4 separate regions of the Homo sapiens genome follow, and all the other regions are linked to region 2. A link is a contact called in ENCODE Hi-C or POLR2A ChIA-PET data. All regions are on one chromosome and are shown on one strand. The core of a region is the stretch at or near the end of the contact, and the rest is flanking DNA. Distances in the headings are between cores, read along the strand shown.

Region 1 (6,332 bases), core at 3,795-6,294, 210 kb before region 2:
TCCAGGCTGGTATCAAACTCCTGGACTCCAGAGATCTGCCTGCCTTGGTCTCCCAAAATGCTGGGATTACAGGTGTAAGTCACTGCGCCCGGCCTATTTTTTGTTTTTAAATAAATTCCTTGAGTGACTGCCTGAAGACAAAAGAGAACTAAATAAGGTTATAAACATCCTCTTGAATAAAAGAAAGAATAATTACATACACGTTTTCAGGTGTCTCTGAGTTAGAGGAAAAGGTTTACAATCAAATCATTAAGACTTATGCAGTGAAGTCATATGATTTTTCTATTAATAATGTGTCAGTGTTCTTATCCTTCCTCCCCCTTTTGAAAAGTTTAAACATGAATCTGCAACAACCTGACCACATTCTTTCTATTTTAAATCATTTTCCGCGAGGCGCGGGGGCTCATGCCTGTAATCCCAGCACTTTGGGAGGCCAAGGAGGGTGGATCACCTGAGATCAGGAGTTCAAGACTAGCCTGACCAACATGGTGAAACCCCATCTTTACTAAAAATACCAAAATTAGCCAGGAATGGTGGTGCATGCCCATAATCCCAGCTACTTGGGAGGCTGAGGCAGGAGAATTGCTTGAACCCAGGAGGCAGAGGTTGCAGTGAGCCATGATCGTGCCATTGCACTCCAGCCTGGGCAACAAGAGTAAAAGTCTGTCTCAAAAAAAAAAAAAAAAAAAAAAAAAAAAAAAAATTCTTTTCCAATGAGGTTAGTATCCCCTGAAGAATGGGAGACTCCTATCAAAATCCCACTCCCCAAACTCTAATGGTTTAAAATCTCGCAAGTAACCAAAATCCCCACACACTTTTATCCCATTTAATAACTATGTATATACAGAAATATTATTTTCAAATACAAAATATCCCAGTTAGGTAACGAATGCTATATACTAAAAGAAAAATACTCTGCCATAAGGAAGTTGTATCATTTACTCATTACAAGTTCTTTTATTTTATGTTATTCCAAAATATTGGTTATAAGCCAAATAATCCAAGAAAGCAAAATTTTGGAAAATTATAAGAGAAAAAATGTAACATTAAAAATATTAAAGATGTAAAATGTCTGCCTAAATAATGGCCTTTTGGTTTTTGGACTGTATCTATTTACTTAATGTGAACATAACATGACGCCAAAATAAAAAGCCAATGAAGTTTGTATAGTTCATCTTTTCTACAGACTTTAGAGTTAAATGATACCTGCTGCTACACCACCATTCCACAGCTAAACCCAGTCTAGGTATCACTGTGAAAGCAAAAGTATACTACAGAAGCAGGAAGATTATGGATAGGCAAATCATACTGGGTTGGTTGGTTTGTTTTTTGAGACAGTGTCACTCTGTTACCCAGGCTGGAGTGCAGCAGTGCAATCATAGCTCACTGCAGCCTCGAACTCCTGGGCTCAAAGGATCCTCCCACCTCAGCCTCCTGAAGAGCTGGGACTATAGGTGCCCACCACCGCGCCTGGCTAATTTTTTTATTTTTTTGGAGACACAGGGTCTCCCTTTTCTTTCATCCAGGCTGGCCTCGAACTCCTGGTCTCAAGCGATCCTCTTGCCTAGCCTCCCAAAGTGCTGGGATTATAGGCGTGAGCCACTGTGCCTAGCCAGCAATCATTTTTAAAAGGAAAAATCTGAGTTTACAACAAAACAGCAAAAAAAGGAAATTCCCTTTCATTGTGTATTTTGTTTCTCGTGTATCTCTTTAGTTGCTTCTCTTAAAAATGTAATAGATTTTAAATTAAACAATCTGATCACATAAAAGTCAAGAAATTTAAAAAGAGCCACAAAAAGAAACAATGTATCAATAATAGCTAAGTCATCAATTACTCTCTTGGCTAATGAGGCTGTGAATCTTGGGTGGAGTGACCAAATCCAGCTTAGTTGCTGGTCAGTCAGTTGGCTGGCTAGCTTAACACGGGAAAGACAGAATTATTCAGCGAAATCATTTCACAAAAGAAAACCTTTTAACTTTGTGGACTATTCCCCATGGATCCCTACACCACAGGCCTTAGAACATTCCCAACTTTTATCACACAGATATCTTTGCAGTAAAAAACACAAGCCTTTGTTAGGAACTAACAAAATAAGAATTCACTTACAACATCTAACCCATCTCCTTTACAGTAGGAACAAGAAAAGGCACAAGACGACATTGGTGAAGGAAATGCAAATTGTTGCAGCATTTGCTTCAGTGGAGAATATTTAAAAGTCCACCTTCCTAGAAAGAGGGTTAATAAAAAAAAAAAGGTATCTTAGTCATGCTGATTTTTTTAATCACACCTGACATAATTTTTAGTTAACCTTTTGTTTTTGCTTTCATTGTTGCACTTTAAATGATTTGATAAACCAGCTGACTATCCTGTATATATAAGTCAACTGCTGTCATTGAAAAGGTTGTTAAAGCTTTACGCACACATTCTTAATTCACTTAACTTTAAGAAACCAATTTTCATTCAATTTTCTCAGCAAATTCTAGGCATTAAGAAACTGATTCATCTACTGACACCTTAAACTCTAACTTGTTAGGAAAATTCATGATTCATTCTTCAAATCTGTTGTCTACAAATATATAGTACCTATATTCTAAAAATGGGAAGTCATAGATTAATACCATTGTCTGTGAACATAAGGACTCCCAAGAACTACCAATCGTAACCTGCAAAGTATTGCCCCCACTGAAAAGTGACCTTCTAAGAAGTTCCTCAGGACAGAATTTTAAGTTATTCTGGATTACAAAAACCCTAAGAATCATTATAAAAGCAAAGGGTCATGGCCAACACGGCCATAACTCCAAGTTTACATACAAGCTATCCTCAGTTTGTTAGTATTGCCCCTTTAACCCTCAAAAGGGTCCTGTTTTGAGGCAAAACTCATCTGTGGTGACAGAAGTCAGAATTGTGGTTGCCTTGGGGAGGGGGAATGTGTTTACTGAATGGAAAGGATACAAGGCCTGAAAATGTTCCATATCTTGATCTGAGTGTGGTTATCAGGGCATATACATATATAAAAAGTCATTGAATTGTACCCTTAAGATCTTTCGGTAGGTTATACATACCTCCATAAAAATACATTGTTAAAAATCTATTCAAATAATCATATAAAACCATTCTGGATCTAGCTACCAAGATGTTTTTTCCAAATGAATTTTAATAAAGACACACATTGCGAGCACTTTTATGTAGTACCTCTCAAAATATACACTGTGATTTCTAAGAATCTTTCAGTTAAGAAAGCCACCGAATTTTCGAACTGAAAGCACCCCCAAACATCATCTGTTTATCTTAATGTTGCAAATAAGGAAAATCAAAGCTACAATGGGTAAGAAATGTGCCCAAGATAAGGCAGTTAGTCAATGACAACGGTAATAACAGAACTGTTTCCTGATCTCTGGCCGTTTCTACCAGGCCGTAACTTTTCTGACATCGCAAACAAATCTTAACTCCGAATCTACCTACGGCCTAATTCAACAAATGCCTCAAAACGCTAGTCAACAGGCCTCAAAGTGTACACATGAAGACACATCTTCCTTCATCCTCTCGCCAGTTGACAAATTAATGATTACACGTTCAGGCATTTTACCCAGATGCAATAAAATTAAGAATGACATCTTAGAAAATGTGGTTCAAGAGAAGACATACGCAGGGATTGACAAAATCCATCTTACTTCCTTTCGAATCTCTTTGATGGTTACTTGGTTCTCAAACACAGATCACTGCTAACAGGACTCAAAAACACCACTTGGGACCATCAACCAGTGCTGCTTCGGGCGACCCGCTGGGAACACCCCCACCTGACCCAAGCGTCCACCACTCCTTGAGCACAAGCTCTGGGGGTGACCTGTGCCTGCCGGCTTAGTTTTAGACCCTACGGGAACAGCTGACATCTTGTGAAAAACTTAGCATAACGTACATCCTTTCCGCGGGAATTTATTTCTGTTCGCACAAGGCGTTTCTGCTCCGCACAGAGCAGGCCTTGCTTCCCAGGACGCCGCTCGCCCCTCCACAGCCTCCTTTTCAGCGTCCAAAATCGGACTTTAGGAACAGAAATCGAAACGGTCGCGGACCTCCCGAGCGGCAGGTCGGGGCGCTGCCGGGTCGGCGCGGGGTCCAGCGGCGGTGCCCGGCGGGCCGCGGCGCGGGAGAGGCCCGCTCACTTCACAACGGCGGCCCGGAGCCACCGGTTGCGGCGGCCACTAGACGCTCCGCCACCGCGCAGCGACCGCCCGGGCCCTCCGAAGTTCCGACCGGCCGCGCGCCCGGCCCCAGCTGCGGGTTCGCGCCCCGCCCGGAGCGAGCCCGGGGGGCGGGTCCGCGGGGGCTCGGCGGGCGGAGCGCGGGGCGCGCGCGGGGAGGGGCGCGCGGCGGGCCCGGCGCGCCGGGGAACTTGGGCGCCCGCCACTGCCGCCGCCCGGCCACTTTCCTTTCACGCCTCCCGCGGGCTGACGCGCGCCGCGCTGCCTGCCAGGGGCTGACGGCCGCCGCCGCTCTCCGCCGCGGCGAGGCGCCCAGGCGCGCCCCTGCAGCCGGCCGGCCGGCGCGCGGGACCGCGGGGCCGCGCGCGGGCGCCGCGCTCCCCCCGCCCCGCCCCCGCCCCCAACGTGCCGCCGCCGCCGCCCGTTGGCGCCTCAGCCCGCGCGCCCGCCGGCGCCCGGCGGTTTCCCGTTGGCAAAGTTGCGCGGCCGCTTCGAAGGGGACGCCGTACGGTCCCCCGCCCCGGCGCCGCCGCCGCCCCTCCAGGCCGCCGCGCGGGAAGGCCCAGCCGGTGGCCCCGCTTTTTTACCTGCCCGGAGTTTTCGCGCGCGCGCTCGCTCGATCGCTCGCTTTTCCCCCTCTCGCGCTCGTTTTCTTTCTTTCTTTCCGTCTTTTCGCTCCCCCGCGCGGAAGCTTTTTCCTCCCGTGCTGCCCGCGCTCGCCCGCTCGCGCCCTCCTTCCTGCTGGGTTCGGCGGAGCGGGGCGGCCGGCAGCTCTCCCCGCCCCCCTCCACCCGCGCTCCGGCGGAGGCGGCGGCGGCGCTCCGCGCTCCGACTCATTCCAATATGGCACGGACGCAGGGCGCATGCGCCCGCGCCCCCCCACCCCCAGCTCCGCGGTCCTCCAGGCAGCCTGCGCCCCTCGCGCCGCGCCCGTGGAGCTCCCGGGCCCGGCTGCCCCGCTCCCGCCCCAGCGCCATCCCTCCTGGCTGGGGCCGCGCGGGAGGCAAGGACTCCGCGGGCTGGTGTGCCGGGGGTCCGGCGCCGCGGGCCACCCACGCCCCCAGCCAGCAACTCGGCGCGGACGGCCCCGAGGCCGTGGCGCAGGACACGCGGCGGCGCCTCGGGCCCCCGACGGCGCTGTGGCCCCGAGCGGAACGGCCCGGAAGAGGAGACGCGTCCCCGGGAACCCAGTGCCCGCCCTGGCCCAGCCCCGATCCAGCCTGCGCCTCACCTCGGGTTGTAGACAGAGCGGCGGGGATCCCAGAGGGGTTCGCGGGTCGGACCTGGAGTACCGGCCCGGCGAAGCGCGCCGCTGTCGCCCGCACGTGACTGGCTCGGACAAGATGGCATGAGCGGAGAAGCGGCCGGATCCCAGATGCGCGCGTGCCGCCGCCGCGGGCACTGCGCCCGTTTGCCTGCCCCTCGTCGGGGATCGGGCGCTCCCTCTGAGACCTGAAAGGGCACCCAAGTGCCCCCTGTCTGCGAAGTCCGGCGCGGGCCCTTCGGCGCCCCCGATGTCTCTAGGCTTCCGCAGGAGGCGCCCTGTAAATCTTGAGTCTTCCTGCAGCGAGGGGGCACAGGACAGCTGCGAATTGGGACGAACGAGCCCAGAGCCCCGGGAAGGATCAGAACCTCGAAGGCGGCTTCAAGTCGGCCCCGCAGCCCGAGGTGACCGTGGGCGGTTACGTTGCCCGAGCTCGCCCCCTCCTCCTGAGCGCAGGTGCCCGTGGGACATACACCCGCCCACCTGCTCCGGAAAGTTCCCTCCAGAAGGGAGTTCCCGCGCCACCGAGACCCGGGAGCTCCCGATCAGACTCCCAGGCCGTGAAAGGCGTTATCGGACAGGGCCCAGAGGCGCCCCCACAGCAAGAAGAAAGTCTGGGGTTCTCACCGTGTGCCAGGTGCGAGCTCAAGCCACCTCCCTCAACCGCTCTGAGAAATATCCCACTTCACAAACTTGCTCAAAGTCACGCTGCTGGCTGGATTTGAATCCAGATTTTTTTTAGCACCACTGAAAAAACAATATGACAACCGGAGAAAGAAAAATCTAAAAAGAATACAGTAATCCATATTGTTACAAAGAAATGCAACTTTTCACGACATGAAACATATATATACTGTGTATAGTTGCA
Region 2 (6,293 bases), core at 2,354-4,853:
CATAGCAACGTTATTTCCTTCTGAAAAATAAGTTTTCCCTCCTTTTTTGCATATTTTAAACATATACATACACACACACAGTCACTGTATTTTACATATCCTTTTTTTCTTTTGCAAATGGATATTTTTTGAGTTCAGTGAGCTTCCCTCTCCAAGACATTACAATGTAAACATGGTGTAACTCTCGGACACCACAGTATGTTTCCGGAGGGGTAACGGCGGTGAGGAAATCAGACTTTGCCTAACAAAGAACTAGGAGACACACTTGACATTCCACTCTTTTGGAGCACCCTACATTTGTAAATCTTATTTCTCTCCAAGTGCCTTTCAGACTGACTAATATCCACCGCGGCTGTACCTGGCCTTCCCTTTCACCTTTTTCACCATTCTCCAGCCTGGCACAGACTGCTTGCCCAAGAGGCATTCTTTTTTTTTTTTGAGAAGAAGTTTCAATTTTGTTGCCCAGGCCAGAGTGCAATGGTGCAATCTCAGCTCACCGCAACTTCTGCCTCCCGGGTTCAAGTGATTCTCCTGCCTCAGCCTCCTGAGTAGCTGGGATTACAGGCGCCCGCCACCACGTCCAGCTAATTTTTTGTATTTTTAGTAGGGACAGGGTTTCACCATGTTGGCCAAGCTGGTCTCGATCTCCTGACCTTCAGGTGATCCACTCGCCTACACCTCCCAAAGTGCTGGGATTAAAGGGATGAGTCACTGCGCCTGGCCGAAACATTATTTATTTTTGGAGACAGGGTCTTGCTAATGTTACCCAGGCTGGTCTTGAACTCCTGGCCTCAAGCGAACCTTCTGCCTTGGCCTCCCAAAGTGCTGGCATACATGTAACACCATGCCCAACTATTTTTCTTTTCTTGGCCTTTCTTTCTTTCTCTCTCTCTCTCTTTCTTTCTTTTGAGACACAGTCTCACTCTGTCACCCATGCTGCAGTGTGTGGCATGTTCAAGGCTCACTACAGCCTCAACTTCCTGGGCTCAAGTGATCCTCTGCCTCAGCCTCCCATGTAGCTGGGACTACAGGTACACATCACCACACCTAGCCAATTAAAAAAAATGTTTGGCCGGGGGCAGTGGTTCACACTCGTAATCCCAGCACTTCGGGAGGCCGAGGTGGGTGGATCACCTGAGGTCAAGAGACCAGCCTGGCCAAGATGGTGAAACCCCATCTCTACTAAAAATACAAAAATTAGCCGGTGCGGTGGCGGATGCCTGTAGTCCCAGCTACTCAGGAGGCTAGGGCAGGAGAATCAGTTGAACCTGGGAGGCAGAGGTTGCAGTGAGCCAAGATTGTGCTGCTGCACTCTAGCCTGGGCGATAGAGCAAGACTCCATCTCAAAAAAAAAATTTTTTTTTTAAGCTATGGGGTCTCACTGTGTTGCCCAGGTTGGTCTGGAACTCCTGGGCTCAAGCAATCCTCCCACCTTGGCCTCCCAAAGTGCTGTGATTACAGGCATGAACCACCATGCCCTGCCAAGAAGCATTCCTGACAGCATGAGCCCCAACCAGACAGTACGGAATGGCCACCAATTCCCAGCCTGGGCAAGTAACTTAACACACTAGCCTCAGTGTTCCCGTCTATAAAATGTGAATACAACACAATCTATCTCACAGGGTTATTCTCAGGATGCAACAAACGATGATGCTGTGTCATACCAGATACCTACTTGGCAGCTCAGGAACCCTGTAAACATCTGCATGTTTTATCTAGCCCTGAAAGATGCTCAGATGTGCAATACTACTTAGTTGGGTAATTGCTGCCTCTCTCCAGCTAGACCTCAGACCCCCTGAAACGGCCAAAGGTAGCAGGTCCAACAGTACCAAATAAGCAATACAAGGCCTGCAGAGCTACCGTGTGCCAGGCTGGTGAAAGGGGAGCTGAGAGTAAGCCAGGTCCCTGCCCAGGCAGGGGATACCCCACATAAGTGGTAAGACTGACACAAACCCAGGAGAGCTAACAGGTCCAAAGTGTGCAAGGCAGTGGGTGGGGGAAGGGCTTTGAAAGACATCTAATCCCTTCTGAGAACAGGGTGTCTTAGAGGCACAAAGGGTGAATGCGTATCCACCCAGAAAGGTGAACAGATTTACTTCTTAATAATATATCCTGAATGAAATTGGCCAGAAGCCAGAATCTTGTCTGTCTGAAACAGAGCTTGTTTGGGAAGGTCCCGAGAAATCATCCATCACGCAGCCCTCACAACCCTGTCATGAGCCCGGAGCACTGCTGGCACTGTGGCCTCAAAGCAGCCTCCAAGTAGAGCACTGGAGTCCTTGAAACCACCCAGCGTGGTTAAGTGCCATTACTGTCCCCGCTTTACAGAGCGGGAAGCAGGCTCTGAAGTAATTCACTGACTGACCCCCTCACCCACCCCACTGGACACCTCCAGCTGCATGCACGGTGGCCCTCATTAATTATCCCTGTCTCCGCTACAGAGGAGGCTCCTTGGGTGTCCACCTTCTGGGCCAAAAGGGCTGGCCAGGGAAGGATCTTGGGGCCTAGGCACGCCAGCTCCTGCCTGGGAGATACAGCACCTGGTGGCTGGCCCTGCCCCAGGACGTCACTCCCGGCGCTAGGGCCCTGGAACTCCGTCCTTCCGGCGCTCAGCCTTCTCAGTCTCCTTGCCCTCCGCCTCCTCCCGCCCCAGGTCAAATCTTAGACCTCCTTTTCACAATGGATCCCAGGGTTCTGCACCCACGTGCCACCGCCCTCCTCCCCTCTTCCCCCAATCAGCCCCGCCGCTGCCTGGCGTCTCAGCAGCCCCCTGCTCCAAACTCGGACCCAACCCAGGGGTGGCAGGAGACAGGGGTAGGGGAGCGTAGTCTGAGGTGGGGAGAAGGCCGGGCCCCCGAGTCTCCTGCAAGAGGAATTAAAAACAGGGTCTCTAGAGTCGGACTGCTGGGGCTCAAATCAGATCTCCCTGTGTGTAACTTTGGGTAGCTGACTAACTCGGAGCCTCCGTTTCCCCATCTGGAAGGGGGAACACTCCCGGCGGCGCCCACACAGCCAGGTGGTGGAGAGGGTTAAGAGGGCCGCGTTCTGTAGAACAGCAGTAATGGTGGCCTTCCCGGCATCACCCTAGAGGGTACTTGGCGAGTCGCGAGCCCATCCCCCGCGCCACCATGCAGCTGCGCGGCCGGCGATCCGCGTGGGGAAGAGCCGGCCTGAGGCGCACGGAGGACCAGAGGCCCACGCGGCCGAGCCCGGGCGTAGGGCGAGTGTGCGGCGCAGCGGAAGCCGCCTGCAGCCCGGGGCCCTGCGAGGCGCGCGTCTCCGCCCTCCGACGGCGCCCGGGCCACCTTCCTCGTCTAGGCATCTCGCAGCGCGACCCAGAGCCCGCGGCGACTCTGGCCGCCGCAGACGCCCCCCGCCCCGCCCGAGCCGCGTCCCCGGCCGGCGCCGCGCACTCACCCAGAGCCCGCCGCAGTGGTGGCCTGGATGGAGCTGATACGTAGGCGGTTGGCCGTGTCCTTCAAGGCCTGCAGCTTCTGCTGGTCAGGCTTGTGGTAGCTCTCCATGGTGCGGCAGGCGGGGACCGGGCGCACACGCGGACACACAGAGATAGCGGCTGCTCCCGCGGCGACAGGCGGCTGCCGAGGCCGGGCGCGGGGCGGGGGCGCGTTAAGTCGCCGGGCGGGGCGGGGCGGGGATGGGAGAGGCGGGGCAGGGGGAGGAGGCGGGGCTCGGATCACCCCAGGCCTTCAGCCCCGCCCCGCCTGGGGCCGCCTCCTGCCCGCTCCCCTCCCCTAGGCGCTGGGCCGCTGCGGACTGCGAGGTTAGCAGTTAACCACACACACCAATAATAATAACATAACGAACAACTCAGGATTCGAGTCTGGGCTCCTGACTCGAAAGCCTCTCAGTCTCCCTCCTCCACACAGTCCTCCGTGGACTTGTCACGGCGAATCCCATTTTAGAGATGGACAAACTGAGGCTTGGCAAGGGCAATCAAGGTCACAAGGCTGGTGGGTGCCAGGCTTGGCCCCAGCCGACCAACCCCAGGCCCAAGAGACTGCAGGACTTAATTTTGAGACTGAGTTTCGCTGTTGTTGCCCAGGCTGGAGTGCAATGGCATGATCTTGGCTCACCACAACCTCCGCCTCCTGAGTTCAAGCAATTCTCCTGCCTCAGCCTCCCTAGTAGCTGGGATTACAAGCATGCGCCACCACACCTAGCTAATTTTGTATTTTTAGTAGAGACGGGGTTTCTCCATGTTGGTCAGGCTGATCTTGAACTCCCGACCTCAGGTGATCCGCCTCGGCCTCCCAAAGTGCTGGGGTTACAGGGGTGAGCCACCGCACCAGGCCCTATTTCTTTTTTCTAATAATTAAAAAACTTGTTTTTTCTTTGAGACGGGGTCACCCATGGTCACCCAGGCTGGAATGCAGTGGAGTGATTACAGCTGCCTGAAGCCTCAGCCTCCTGGGCTCAAGTGATCCTTCTGCCTCAGCCTCAAAAGTAGCTGGGACCATAGGTACACACTACCACGCCCGGCTAATTTTTGTATGTTTTGTAGAGATGGGGTTTTGCCACTTTACCCAGGCAGGTCTTGAACTCCTAGGCTCAAGCCATCTGCCCTCCTCTGCCTCCCAAAGTGCCGGATTATAGGTATGAGCCACCATGCCCAGCCACTCAGGGCTTTAGAGCCCTGCACAGGGGATGGGGATTATTGAAAATGAGAATAGGATAGTGGTAGCCATGACAATGCCAGGTGATGATAACTGAGAAATTACTAGGGGAAGATCCTTTACAAATTATTAGGGCCTAGAAACACTACTGACTTTTAGGGAGATTATTGGGTTTGCTTCCAGGTCTGTAGGGACAGGGGCACCCACCACTACTGTTATCAGACCCCATGGTTCCCAGAGGTATGAAGCTCCCCAGAGTGGGATTAGGGAGGGGACTTTCATCACAGACACTGTTTCATTCAATCTGCCCACCACACTTGGCCAGTGAGGTACATACTGCCTACAATGCCTATTTTACAGAGGAAGAAGCTCCATTTGACAGAGGAAAGATAAAGGCAAGACCCTCAAACGGATGGCTGGGCAGGGAGCTAAAACCCTGAGAGATCCAAGAGGCACCAGTGGCCGCCCTGTGTCCTCTGTGTCCTCCCTGCATTGCCCATACTCAGAGAGCTCTGGCTCATGAGGCGATTGACTGAATTTGAGTGAGTCCCCCAGCTCGCCTCCAGGTGCTCCTCTGCTGGCCTGACCCCCAGATGCCCAATCAGACCCTAAGTATGGCATCCCATAGCACCTGGCTCCTGCTGGCCCAGCCCGCAGAGGCTGGCCCTATGGTGTCTGGCTGGTGAGGGCTATGGGCTAGGATTGGAGGGGGGCCCCACAGTGTGCCACCCTCAGATGCCTGGCAGGTGCCACCTCTGCCCTCAAGCTGCTCACTGTCTGGAAAAAGGGCAAACCCTTGAAACCCTTTGAAAGCTCTGTGCCTTCCAACTCTGTGGCCCTTAGAGCAGTGGCTCCCTAAGGGAGTGGACTCCATTTCCCCATCTGCCTAATGGGACTCATCCTTATCACTCTGGTCTCTGACAATGGCACAGAACTCACCATGGCTCTGGGGACCTAGGAGTAATGGAAAGAAAATTGTCCCCTCCCCACCACCTGGAGCTCCAGGGACCTCAGGGAGGCTCTCTCTCCTCCTGGTGTTCCACATGAATGGGGCCTGTGATACTATGATATGCATATACAGGCCCCTGGCTTAGAACTGCCCCCAACCCTTGTTATACCACTGGGGTGCTTTAGACCTCAGGAGCAGACCCCAGAAACAGAGTCTCTCAGGCCTTCTCCTACCTTCCTTTCACCTGCTCCTTTCTCTCCCCATGGCAGGATCTTCTCCTGCCGGTCTGTCTTGGAGCTGGCCATAAGTAAGTTCTCTCACCTACCTCGTGTAATTGTAGGTCATTAGACCCCCATGAGAAGGGGTTCTGTCCCATACCCATGAGGAGGGAAGACCAGAGTGGGTGCAGAGTGATAAGGATGAGTCCCGTTAGGCAGATGGGGAAATTGAGGCCACTCCCTTAGGGAGCCACTGTCCTAAGGGCCACAGAGTTGGATGGCACAGAGTTTTCAAAAGGTTTCAAGAGTCTGCCCTTTTACCAGACAGTGAGCTTCACAGAGAGGTCAAGAAGAGTCAGGACACACAGGTCTTGCGGGGTTTCCCCACTCAGTCAGTTAGTATTAGATCATATACTTTTGGTCTAATCACATTTCCACAAGGTTGTCAATCATGTCTGTCCAATGAAATGTCCATGAAAGGCTCAAGAGGAC
Region 3 (5,727 bases), core at 495-2,994, 180 kb before region 2:
GAGAAAGATCCAGCCATGGGGCTACCTCCCAGAGCAGACACCAGCCCTTGACGGGCCCAGCAGCCATGTTGGGTCTCCATGCAATTTAGTCTTATGAGCCACAGCTCAGCTTAGACTCAGGCTCCAGGAATAGGTCCCCAAGACACTCTCATTCCCCAGTGGTTCCCAGCAGTATTGGGACAACCAAAATCAGCCTCAAACTGCTCAGGCCTTCCCCAGGGATATGACACTTAGCAGCTCCTGGGGCTGCCCAGGCTGAGAACTACCTATCCCCAGCCCCAGGTAGAGAGCCCCAAGTCTGGCTGTAAGAACAAGGTGAAGCCAAAGACTCAAAAGCAGGTCCTTGCCTCCCGTGACTGCAGGCACAGCCCAGTGAGGGGCAGCAGGGCTGCCAATGGTCCCCTGAATTGGCACCCACTTCCTGGGTTTAGCACCACTGTGGCCTCAAGAGGCCCTAAAGGAGGGTTGTCATGGCATGCACCATGGGTTCCTCACATAGTTCCTCTGGCCCAGGGGAACACGTGTCCTAGAGGCAGCTGCTCCTGGCGTCACTGTTGGTAGGTCCAGATGAAGGACAGGCCTCTGCCTGGGAGTGTCAGGATGCAGAGAGGCTGCCTCATTCCTGCTGCGGCAGCCAGGGTCCCCACACACTCACACTCATGTCAGCGAGGTCACAGGAGGTCGTCTCTACATGAGGCTGTGATAAGGCTGCGTGGGAGCCTGCATGCAGGCTCAGCATCATCCTGCCCGGGCGGGAACCCTGGTCCACCCTTGCTGTAGGACTTCAGTCAAATGACAGCCTCTCTTGACCCTCAGTTTCCCCAACTGCAAAAGTAGCACCCGACAACATGCACTGACCCCCCAGGGCTGCTGGGCGTGCTTGGCTGATGGTTCACTCTCAGAAGTATCTGTCCCTACCCACCTCGTAGGTGCGGTCAGGTGAGTTCTTCTCTGCCTCTGTTTCCACACTGCACCTGGAAGAAGCTGGAGGACCTGCTCTCCTAATTGCTCCTCTACCACTGATGTTGTAAGAAGGGGACACTGACTTGTCACTCTCTGCCAATGTAGGAGCCAGGCACTGTCTCTGTTGGCTCAGGGCTGGGCTCCCAGGAAGTAAAAGCCTAAAGGCTCAGGGAGGCCATTTAAGGTCTAGGGTCCAGTGGACTTTCGGACGCATCGCAGCCTCCGCTGAGCCCTTCTAGCAGGCTTGTGGTGACTGCACCCTGGGGCGGCTGCTCCATTGTTTCCTGTCAGTCCCGCTCATCTGCTCAACAACCCTTTGGAGGAAACACACAGGAGGGTCCTGCCCTCTAGTGGCTGCCGGCGGCCAGGTCTCTCCTCACAGGGCTCCGCCCGCGACCTCAGAGGAGCCCACCGCCCTCTCTGCCTGCTCTAGTGCCTGCCGCACAGCAACAAGCAGGCATTTCCTGGGGGTGAAGCCGAGGCTGGCCCCATGAGCTGACACCCAGCAATCTTCATCTCCGAGCACCTTTGAGTCCTGGGGGGCCCTGCTTCCAGATGTGAGCCCCCAGCCCGTGGGGCTGGGTGGTCCTGGGCTGTGCCACAGGGTTTCAGCCCACCGCGAAGGAGGCCTGACGGTGTCCAGGTCGAGGGCACCTGTGGGCAATGATTGACATAACACTGCAGAGAGAGAGCCTGGTGGGGCACCGGCCTCTGCCCAGGCTGGGTTCCGGGGCCTTCCCCCATGTGCCCACATCCCATGCTTCCCCCGTTACAGCCTCTGCCGTCAGACTGCGCACCAGCATCTGTGGGTGAGGAGAGAACCTGGGCTGGGGCTTGACACAAAAGGGGCTTTGCCTCTGGACACCCCCACCTGTGCCGCAAGTGGAGGGGGCGGGGAAACGGGGAGGAGGGAAAGTAAGCGGAAGTCCCGCCTCTGTGGAAGCGCCTCTGCACCCTTTGTCCCCCAAGGGAAGCACAAGTGTGTGGCCAGTCAGATAAAGCAGGCCTTTCCTTGCCTTTATGGAGCCACGGGCTGAGGCTGGACCAAGGGTCAGTGAGGGGTTCAGGAGGCCCCCTCTGCGCCTCTCTTCCAGGCCCTGAGCCCATCATTCCCTTCGTTGTTAGAGTGAAACTGTGAAGAGCCGCAGCTCTGTGCCGGGCGAAGAGGATTTGGCAGTGAAAAGGATGAGCTTGCCTTGCCCTGGGGGCAACTGGCACCTGGGGTAAGAGGTGGCCGGTGAGAGCCTGAGCCCTCTGGAGAGCAGAGGCCCCGTTGTGCACAGAGCCAGTATACCCAATGCTCGGGGAGCTCCCAACAACCCTACCCAGCCCTGCGGGAGACCACAAAGCTCTAGGGAAGAGCCTGTCCCAGGAAGCACAGGGCTTCGAAGTTCTGACAAGGACATCGGAGTTCCAGGCCCACCCCACACATGCACACACTTCCTGCTTCCAATTAGCACTAATTGGACGACTGGGAAAACCCACAGACCATGAAGCAGAAGCAGTTAGGTCTGCGGGGCCCCGGTGAGGCAGGCCCTGCGAGGGCCCAGGTGAGCCAGGCTCTGGGGGATGGGCCCTGGGGTCTCTGTCTCTCTGAGAGGGGATCAGGTGATCAGGGCCACATCTGCCAGGATCCCTACTGGCCCCTCTGGAAGACGGAAATTGTCCCAGGGCCAGGGCAGAAGCTGGGTGTGGGGGAGCCTGACAAACACCCCCTCTCAGCCTGGCATTTAAGGCTCCCCTAAACCTGGCCCTACCAGCATCCCCCCTCCCAACCTGGTCTCTTTCATTTCTTCTGCTCCTAGTTCTCACTGCCTAAGTCACCCACTGATTAATTCTTTATGTCACTCCATCTATTCATGTATTACGTGTCCAGGAGCCCTCCTGTGGCCAGATCCTGGGACCACAGAGATGGATGTGCCAGGCTTGGCTGGTCAGGTGGACCTTGGAGCCAGGACCTTTTCCAGGGTCCCCAGAGCACTGGATGGTCAGAATCAAAACAGGGCTAAGGCAGGTCCAGGGGAGGGGAGGGTCCTGATGCTCACCTCCTTCCTACTTGAGCAGCCCTCTCTCCTACCACCTATCCAGCTAGGCCTGGGCCCAGGTTGGCAGAGACCACATTGCAGGGCAACCCCTCTGCTGGCTCCACTTCATTCTTGGTGGGAAGAAGGAGGCCAGGCTGAGCACTGCATGCGTATGAATAGAAGTATCAGCTTTGCTTGGCACTCTCTGGGTGAGGCTTTGTGTCCCTTGATCCTTTAGACCGCACTCAGGGTATGTGCCAGGCTGTGTCCACATCCATGGCCAAGCTCAAGACAGAAGCTCTGCCAGGAACAGCTAGGACTAGGGGGCAAGAAGAGAAGCAGGCACCAAATCTGAGCTGCTCTGGGGTGGGTCTAGCCCGTGGGGAGAAGCAGGGACTGGCCCTTAGCAAGAGGCTGGCTCTGGAACTTGCATGCTGGAGTAGTCTGGGCCCCAGCCCCAGAGTGAGGGCCCCGAGTCAACCCTTTATATAATACTGCATGGCTCAGGCCCTCAGCCCTGAGCAGGGGTAGTGAGAACAAGGCCCCTTGCCCCACAGGTGTATGTCGGGCCTGACCCTTGGGCCCCGTTCTCCAGAACATCCCCACCACAGAGACAGAGGCTCAGCTCCACTCCCTTCCCTTCCCCTGCTTAGAGACCAACCTGGTCCTGGGCAATTTGGTGTTGCCATGACAACCACATACTTTCTTCTTCCCCACTTAGCCGATTGAATCTGAGTTGCAGATGAAATCCTGGTGAGTTGTGTGTTTAGAAAGCATGCGGCCATTTGGAGTGCTCCATGCATCTTTCATCTCCCAGACACCTCTGACACCCATCCCTTGTCTCTTGATGGCTGAGGGAGAGGATATGCGGCCTGTACCCTCTCCCTATGCCTGGGGTAGTCCTGGCCCAATGGCACAGCCTCCTTGAGGTACAGCCTCTGGCATGCAGGAACACATGGATGACATTCTCATGGGCAGCCTCTGTGGTGAGTGGGCCCTGTGAGCTGGATGGCAGTCACCAGGAGCCTCCGACAATGCATAGTCCTCTCCATCGTGAGGCATGTGGTGTCTGGGTAAGAGCTCTTGACTCAGGAGGCTCTCTCTGTCCCCTTCAGGAATGTGTGCTGCCCTTAAGGACTTGGGCCACCAAGACTGGGAGTTGCTGGCCAGGGGCCCCCAGCATCATCTTAACCTTCATGCATTCCCTAGGGCTGACCTTAGCCTCCTCTGACCAGCAATGAAGAGTCACCTGCAGCACAAAGCTGGCTGGGAGCAGGCTCAGAGCTCAGCCCCGAGATGGGGGAGACGAGACACAGGGAAGTAGTAAAAGTGGCCCCATCTGTGATGAGCAGGGTGCTGGTGGCCCTGGGAGGCAACCTCAGCTTGGCAGTTGGGTAGGGCTGGTTTAGCAAGTTTAAGGGGAAGTTAACATGGGGTGATCAGAGAAAAGTGGGGCTGGCTCTTTCTCCGATCTGCCTGGGTGGGGGATGGAAATCAGCATGGGGCATCTTACCAGGAATGGTCACCCAGGATGGACAGGGAGACCTGCCTCTGTCCTCTACACTCAGGGCCTGAGGCCCCTGCCCCACACTGCAGATGTTAAACCCACAAAGTGGTCCCATTTGTGTGGCTGCCGCCCCACTGGGCTGCAGCATCCTGGGCAGGCGGTTGGCCCTTGAGCATAACTGTACCTCCTTATCTAGGCCTGCATTTCCACCCGGATCTTACTACCTCTCTGAGCCTCAATGTCTTCCCTCTGGGGAAGGGAGGCAGGGGCAAACGGATAGGTTGGTAAGAGTGGAATAAGTAGTGAGGGGTTCCTGGAGCAATGTCTCCAGGGAAAGCACACCTGCTGGGTGTATTTGGTCAGATTTGTATGATTTTGTAGGGAAGAATATAAAGTACAAATATAAAAAAGCAAATAAAAAAGACAGATAATTATAGCTTGAGGAAAAACAAAGAATCATAGCAGAAAGGAAATAGAATACTACTTGGTTTAGCAGAAAACAATGTTTGCGTAGCGTTAAACATGTAAACACTGAATATCAACTTACGCCAAATCATAGCATTTGAAGGATGGGGAGGAAATGTATGGAGAGGTGGCTATCAGCTCATTTTCCATAGTAGGAAATCAATGTTCTAAAGGTGAAAGAGGCAGGGTGCAGTGGCTCATGCTTGTAATCCCAACAATTTGGGCCAAGGCAGGAGGATCGCTTGAGGCCAGGAGTTCAAGACCAGCCTGGGCAACATAGTGTGACCCCATCTCTACAAATCATTTTAAAATTAGGCATGGTAGCACACACTTGTAGTCCCAGCGACTCGGGAGGCTGAAGTGGGAGGATTGCTTGACCCCAGGAGTTTGAGGCTGCAGTGAGCTGTGATTGTGCCACTGCTCTCCAGCTCAGCCTGGGCAACAGAGGGAGACCTCATCTCAAAAAAAAAAAAAAAGAGTGAAAGAGTCAAAAGAACTGAAAGCAATGGGTCAAGAAGAGGGGAATCAGTATTTCCAGCCTTGCAGTATTGCTCAACCTTAAAACTATGGGTCAAGAAGAGGGGAATTAGTATTTCCAGCCTTGCAGTATTGTTCAACCTTTAAAACTATGTACCATACGTGTATTGTTTTGATCAAAAGAGAAATTAAATATAAAAGCAGGTAGGATTAATATAAAACCTCTTAAACACTGAGGCTTGAGAGGTTTAGTAAACTGCCCAAGATCATGGTGTAAAGGACACAGCAGAG
Region 4 (5,504 bases), core at 2,352-4,851, 240 kb after region 2:
AGCTAATTTTTGTAATTTTAGTAGAGATGGGGTTTCACCATGTTGGCCAGGCTGGTCTCAAATTCATGGACTCAAGCCCGCCTTGGCCTTCCAAAGTGCTGGGATTATAGGCATGAGCCACTGAGCCTGGCCAAAATGAGGGTTTTATAGTACCTCGTAGGCTTGTTACGAGAATTAAATGAGTTAGTACATATAAAGTGCCTACCCTAGAACCTGGCACACAGGAAGCCTTTAAAAGATCTTATTATTTATTTATTCAGTAGTTTGCATTATCATGGGAATATAAATATTTAAATTACCCAATGGGCCAACGCATCTAGAGCTGTGCTGAATCAAGGCCCTCAAAAAAAAAAAATGCTTGCTGGAGACATCGCCAAGATGAGACTCATTCAGAAACTGGGATGGAATGTCAAAAACTCCAATTCAAGGCTGAGCAGTGGCTCATGCCCGTAATCCCAGCACGCTGGGAGGCTGAGGCAGAACTGCTTGAAGCCAGGGCTTGCAGCTTACAGTGAACTATGATCACACCACTGCACTCCAATCTGGGCAACATAGTGAGACCCTGTTTCTAAAAATAATTATTTAAAAAAAAAACCCCAAACCCTCCTGCAATACCATAAACTTGTTAAGATCTAACGCACAAAACCTGGAGACCGAAACCACAATTTAATCATGTCACTTTTGAGCTAAAACAACTTCACTGGCTCTCACTGCCAAGAAATTGAATCTGGTCTTCTTAGCCAGCCAGCCTTCCTCCACAGATTTGGGTTGGCCTTTCCAGCCTCCTCCTCCTCTAGCCCAGGGGGTCTTTGCCTCAGCCACACTGTGCTCCTGCTCATTTTTAAACACACCCACCTTGCACTTCAGTCTCCCCTGTGCCTTTGCTCTTACCCCCAAAGCTCATTCCTCATACATCATTTATGCCCTGTAAAAGTAGTCACCTGTTTTTAATAGACTTTATTTTTTTTAAGAGCAGTTTTAGGTTTACAGAAAAATTTTGCAGCAAGGACAGAATTCCCATATATTCTCTCCCCCAACAGTTTCTCCTATTAACATCTTGCATTAGTGAGCTACACTATATACACAGTTATAACACTGGTACACCCCAGTGTTATAATTGATGAACCAATATTGTGGTACTACTATTAACAAAAGTCTATAGTTTGCATTAGGGTTTATGCTTTGTGGTGTACAGTCCAACGGGTTTTTGACAAACGCATAATGTCCTACGTCCATCATGGCAGTATCATAAAGAATAGCTTCACTGCCCTAGAATTCCCTGTATGCCACCTATTCATCCCTCTTTCTCCCGGTCAGTTTTTAAGAATCAGTTCAAATGCCCTCTCTTCTGTGAAAACATCTCAGTTCCCTCAGTTACAATTAATCTGTCTGATGCTTGTATAGCGCTTTTTCATACTTGTTATAGCTGCTATGTTTGCATGGTATGAAAGAAGTATACACGGCCGGGCGCGCGGTGGCTCACGGCTGTAATCCCAGCACTTTGGGAGGCCGAGGCAGGTGTATCACCTGAGGTCAGGAGTTTGAGACCAGCCTGGCCAACACGGTGAAACCCCGTCTCTACTAAAAATACAAAAATTACCTGAGGGTGGTGGCGCGCGCCTGTAGTCCCACCTATTCAGGAGGCTGAGGCAGGAGAATCTCTCTTGAACTCAACAGGCAGAGGTTACAGTGAGCTGAAACTGCATCACTGCATTCCAGCCTGGACAACAGAGTGAGCAAGACTCCGTCTCAAAAAAAAAAAAAGTATACAAACTTTTCTTCTGTCATTAGGTTGTCCTTGAGGAAGGAACTGTGCCATAGATTTGTCCTGACATCTAGACCAGACCCTTATTCTTAACCGGTGCCTTATGAATGCTGGCTGCACTGAACTGAACAATGAGCAAATATGGTTCGGCTCAGTCATCCACTAGATACAGTATTTTTCCCTCTAGACAGGAGCTGCTGTTTGCAAATCTCCCCCATTCCAAATCTGAGCCAGCAAAGGTATCATAAAACAAACTTGCTCAGGGAATTTTGTAGAAAAGGCCTCAAGAGGCAAGGCTTTAGACCAGGAGTTCTGAAAGTGACATGTGTACTTGTGAATTTCATACATGCTCCTTGGATGGGCTAGTTTCTTTGGAGGGAACCGTCTTCTATTCCCTTCAGATTTTGGATCAGAAGCAGCCATAGGAGAGGTGGCCCAGGCCAGCTTTATATTGTTACTAGACCGTAGGGCGATTTCTCGCCTCTCCAGTCTCCAAAAACAAAGCACAAAAAAGGACAAGAGCCTGGTTGTTTTCATCCTCACGGACCAGACACCCCCTCAGGAAGGCCTCTGGAGAGTCTTCTGTCTGGTCCCCAGTCTCTCTGCCCAGGTGCCCCCCAACAATTGAGGATGACTAGTGTGTTCTCTTTGGGTAAGGAGCACCTTCCCATAAACACTTATTTTTCTTAATTCACGCTGAGCTTTTACTTTATTTTCGCTTTAAAGTCACTGTTCTGAAACGTTCTAAAACGCCGTAGGAACATGCAGATAGGAACAAAAGCAAATAAATCGAATCCTGTGAAGTAACAAAGCAGACGCCCTTCTCCTAACAGGCAGCACAAAGCTAAATGAAAAATATCAGTCATCCACTAGATAAAGTATTTTCCCCTTTAGACAGGAGCTGCCGTTTGCAAATCTCCCCCACCCTAAATCCAAGCCAGCGAAGGTATCAAAAAATAAACTACTCCCTTCAGCTCCCAGACTGGAGGCAACAGTTTCAGCAGCACCGTCTATTTCCTTGAACAACACGAGCGGTTTGAAAGACCTTGGCTTTGACTTCCCTGTACCTGCCTCCAAACACACGTGGGGGCGGGGTGGGGTGGGGGGAGATATTGCCCCCCATCCCCGTTGCCTTCCGCGACGCCAGGCCAGGCGCAGGGCAGGGGAGAAGATGGGGGGCGCCCTGGATTCGCGGTTCCAGCTGCAGGCAGTTACCTGGGGTAGTGAGTGCTCTCTACAGACCCGGGCTACCCCAACCCCCCCGATTCCAGAAAGGGCCGGAGAAAAGCAGGGGGCGCCTGCCCCGCTCCGGAGCAGCCAGGGAGCCCGGCCGAGCCTTGACGAGGATGAGCTCGGAGACCGCAGCAGCTACCGCCCGCTAGCACCTGAGCTCCCAGGGGGCGGGGCCTCCTCCAGGTGTGCGCAGAGGAGGCCGGCGCGGAGTCGGGGCCGGCGCGGGAGCCCGAGCTGTCCCCCAGCCCAGAAATGCGCGGGGAGGAGCGGTTCATCCGCACCCCAGCGCCGCGGGAGACACTGGCGCCGCCTGCCTCCTCCGGGTCCCGGGGGGAGAGCGCACCGTGCGGCGCGGAGGGGGTTAACCGGGCAGCCCGCCGCTGGAGCGCGCTTAACCCTTTGGAGCCCGCAGGTCAGCCGGGCCAGGCTGGGGTGGCGGCACCCCGAGTCCCACGCGACGGCCACCCCGAGCGCGCAAGTGGTGCCGGGCAGAACCGCGCGCCGGGCTGCAGACCCGCCGGGGCGCGGCGCGGCGCGGGCCGTGGGCGGCTCGGGGCGGGCGGAGGGCGGGGGACGGCGGCGGGCGCGCAGCGTCGCCAGGGCGAAGCCGGCGTGCGGCGCGGCGCGGCGGGCGCGGAGCGAGCGGGCGGGCGAGCGCCTCCGTCCCCGGATGTGAGCTCCGGCTGCCCGCGGTCCCGAGCCAGCGGCGGCGCGGGCGGCGGCGGCGGGCACCGGGCACCGCGGCGGGCGGGCAGACGGGCGGGCATGGGGGGAGCGCCGAGCGGCCCCGGCGGCCGGGCCGGCATCACCGCGGCGTCTCTCCGCTAGAGGAGGGGACAAGCCAGTTCTCCTTTGCAGCAAAAAATTACATGTATATATTATTAAGATAATATATACATTGGATTTTATTTTTTTAAAAAGTTTATTTTGCTCCATTTTTGAAAAAGAGAGAGCTTGGGTGGCGAGCGGTTTTTTTTTTAAATCAATTATCCTTATTTTCTGTTATTTGTCCCCGTCCCTCCCCACCCCCCTGCTGAAGCGAGAATAAGGGCAGGGACCGCGGCTCCTACCTCTTGGTGATCCCCTTCCCCATTCCGCCCCCGCCTCAACGCCCAGCACAGTGCCCTGCACACAGTAGTCGCTCAATAAATGTTCGTGGATGATGATGATGATGATGATGAAAAAAATGCAGCATCAACGGCAGCAGCAAGCGGACCACGCGAACGGTGAGCAGCCAGAGCCCGGGCACCCGCTGCCAAATCCGATCCTGTCATGGTCCTCCAGCCCCCTCCCCCTTCCCCGCGGCGCTGGATGGGTTGAGGGGGTTGGAGAGGGTGCTGCCAGCTCGGTGTCGTCTACACAGAGAGGGGACATGCGTGACAGCCACTCCGCGCTCCCCTCCAGGCCCTGAATGTCAGAGTTAATTCTGCATTTGTGGGGTGGGGGCGGCCGTGGAGTGTGTGGAGCGCGGTGCAGCCGGAGGGGCGGCGAGTCGGGGTGATTCGGGTTCAGTGTCCTCGGGCTCAACTTTCCTTCAACGCCCCCGAGCGATGGCAGGAGGGCCGCAAGTCTTCAGCCGGAGCCCCCTTGCCAGCCTCTTCTCGCCTTCCACTCCTCCCCCGCCCCCTCGTTGACTAGGAAGAAGGTCCCTGGTGGCATCCGGAAAATTCTAGGATTGCCCGGTTTCGCCCTCCGCGCCGGTGGGTGAAGCACACCCATCCCCTCGCGGGGGAGGCCCGGCCTCGGTATCGGGGAAAGGGGTTCGGGTGGAGCGTGCGTTCCCGCTCCCGTCGCCGGCTGTGCACACGTCGGTAACCTAGCAATGCCCGGGGAGCCGCTGCCGCTGTGGGGCTCCCCTCCCCAGCTCTGGCCCGGGCACCACGTGCAGCTTCCACGCCGGCCGGGGCTGGGTCGAGGGAGGATGGAGCAGCTCCTGGCCAGCCCTCCCCTTTGGAGACCGCCAGTGCCCCCCAACCCCTGTCGGCTGGAAGCCTTTCCGGGTGAGCGCTCCCCTAGGGAGAAGCTTGACATGACTCGACTCGTCCCCGCTCCGATTGCCCGCCGCTCGCCCGCTTTGCCCTCTTCTCAGGCTTTCAGACCCGTGCTTGCTTTGACTCTTTACTTAGCAATAATTGGCTTTGCAAACGCCCATCTCTCTACCTTGCTGTCACCTCTCTCACTTCTGCTTCAGTGAGGAGACTGTGGCGGAAGGCGGCAGGTGCCTGGGAGATCTGCCTGGGAGATGGCCTGACCCAAAGCTGGCGGGGGCTTCGCATAGGGAGCCTCCTTGAGTTTCTGCCTTGTGTGCACCTGGATACCAACCTACACGGAGATAATTCCCTCTTAGGCCTGGAGGCCCCTGGCATAATCCAGTCAGTCTATCCTAGGTGTAGGGGTGCAGGCTGACTGCCTTGTCTGTCTCTCTGGATGCTGGCTTGGCTGATGCTGCTGCAATTTAAAATGCAAAAAAGCCCTAAAGATGTTTTCTGTTTTCGGAAGCCTGTGG

What was found. Hi-C counts contacts between places; a loop is a spot of excess contacts on that map. ChIA-PET counts read pairs that join two places held with the same protein, here RNA polymerase II (POLR2A). Pooled maps may share reads with other maps.
Region 1: a pooled map shows a loop between it and region 2 (12-fold over the local background). The contact joins the promoter of SFMBT1 here to the promoter of TKT in region 2. A Hi-C loop is called at or near these places in 1 of 37 single-sample maps with no recorded cell type and 9 of 50 pooled maps. POLR2A ChIA-PET finds 5 or more read pairs at or near these places in 2 of 52 experiments (H1 and activated T-cell).
Region 3: a loop to region 2 is called in a map of B cell, with 13 times the contacts of the local background. The contact joins the enhancer-like site here to the promoter of TKT in region 2. A Hi-C loop is called at or near these places in 1 of 168 maps with a recorded cell type or tissue (B cell) and 5 of 50 pooled maps. POLR2A ChIA-PET finds 5 or more read pairs at or near these places in 1 of 52 experiments (Caco-2).
Region 4: a loop to region 2 is called in a map of dorsolateral prefrontal cortex, with 2.9 times the contacts of the local background. The contact joins the promoter of CACNA1D here to the promoter of TKT in region 2. A Hi-C loop is called at or near these places in 1 of 168 maps with a recorded cell type or tissue (dorsolateral prefrontal cortex). POLR2A ChIA-PET finds 5 or more read pairs at or near these places in 1 of 52 experiments (WTC11).

Annotation. Positions count from the first base shown.
Region 1 is chr3:53,041,029-53,047,360 of GRCh38, forward strand. SFMBT1 (Scm like with four mbt domains 1) reads right to left here and starts at 5,045. Exons shown (of 21, transcript NM_016329.4): 1 at 4,788-5,045. RefSeq lists silencers at 4,084-4,373, 4,734-4,793, 4,894-5,213, 5,264-5,373 and enhancers at 5,361-5,862, 5,863-6,332.
Region 2 is chr3:53,252,419-53,258,711 of GRCh38, forward strand. TKT (transketolase) reads right to left here and starts at 3,604. Exons shown (of 14, transcript NM_001064.4): 1 at 3,418-3,604. The coding sequence starts at 3,524. RefSeq lists silencers at 3,201-3,890, 6,155-6,293 and an enhancer at 6,155-6,293.
Region 3 is chr3:53,071,532-53,077,258 of GRCh38, forward strand. It overlaps a transcript of RFT1 not described here. Among named protein-coding and RNA genes, the nearest start is that of SFMBT1, 28 kb to the left of the region's middle. RefSeq lists enhancers at 1,112-1,161, 1,402-2,019, 1,512-1,631. Within about 2 kb of position 1,745, at least 31 of the 41 ENCODE cell types and tissues checked have a DNase peak (open chromatin) inside an H3K27ac peak, as active enhancers do; they include B cell, where a contact is called at or near this core.
Region 4 is chr3:53,491,010-53,496,513 of GRCh38, forward strand. CACNA1D (calcium voltage-gated channel subunit alpha1 D) reads left to right here and starts at 3,602. Exons shown (of 48, transcript NM_001128840.3): 1 at 3,602-4,224. The coding sequence starts at 4,158. RefSeq lists enhancers at 3,051-3,550, 3,881-4,666, 4,667-5,451.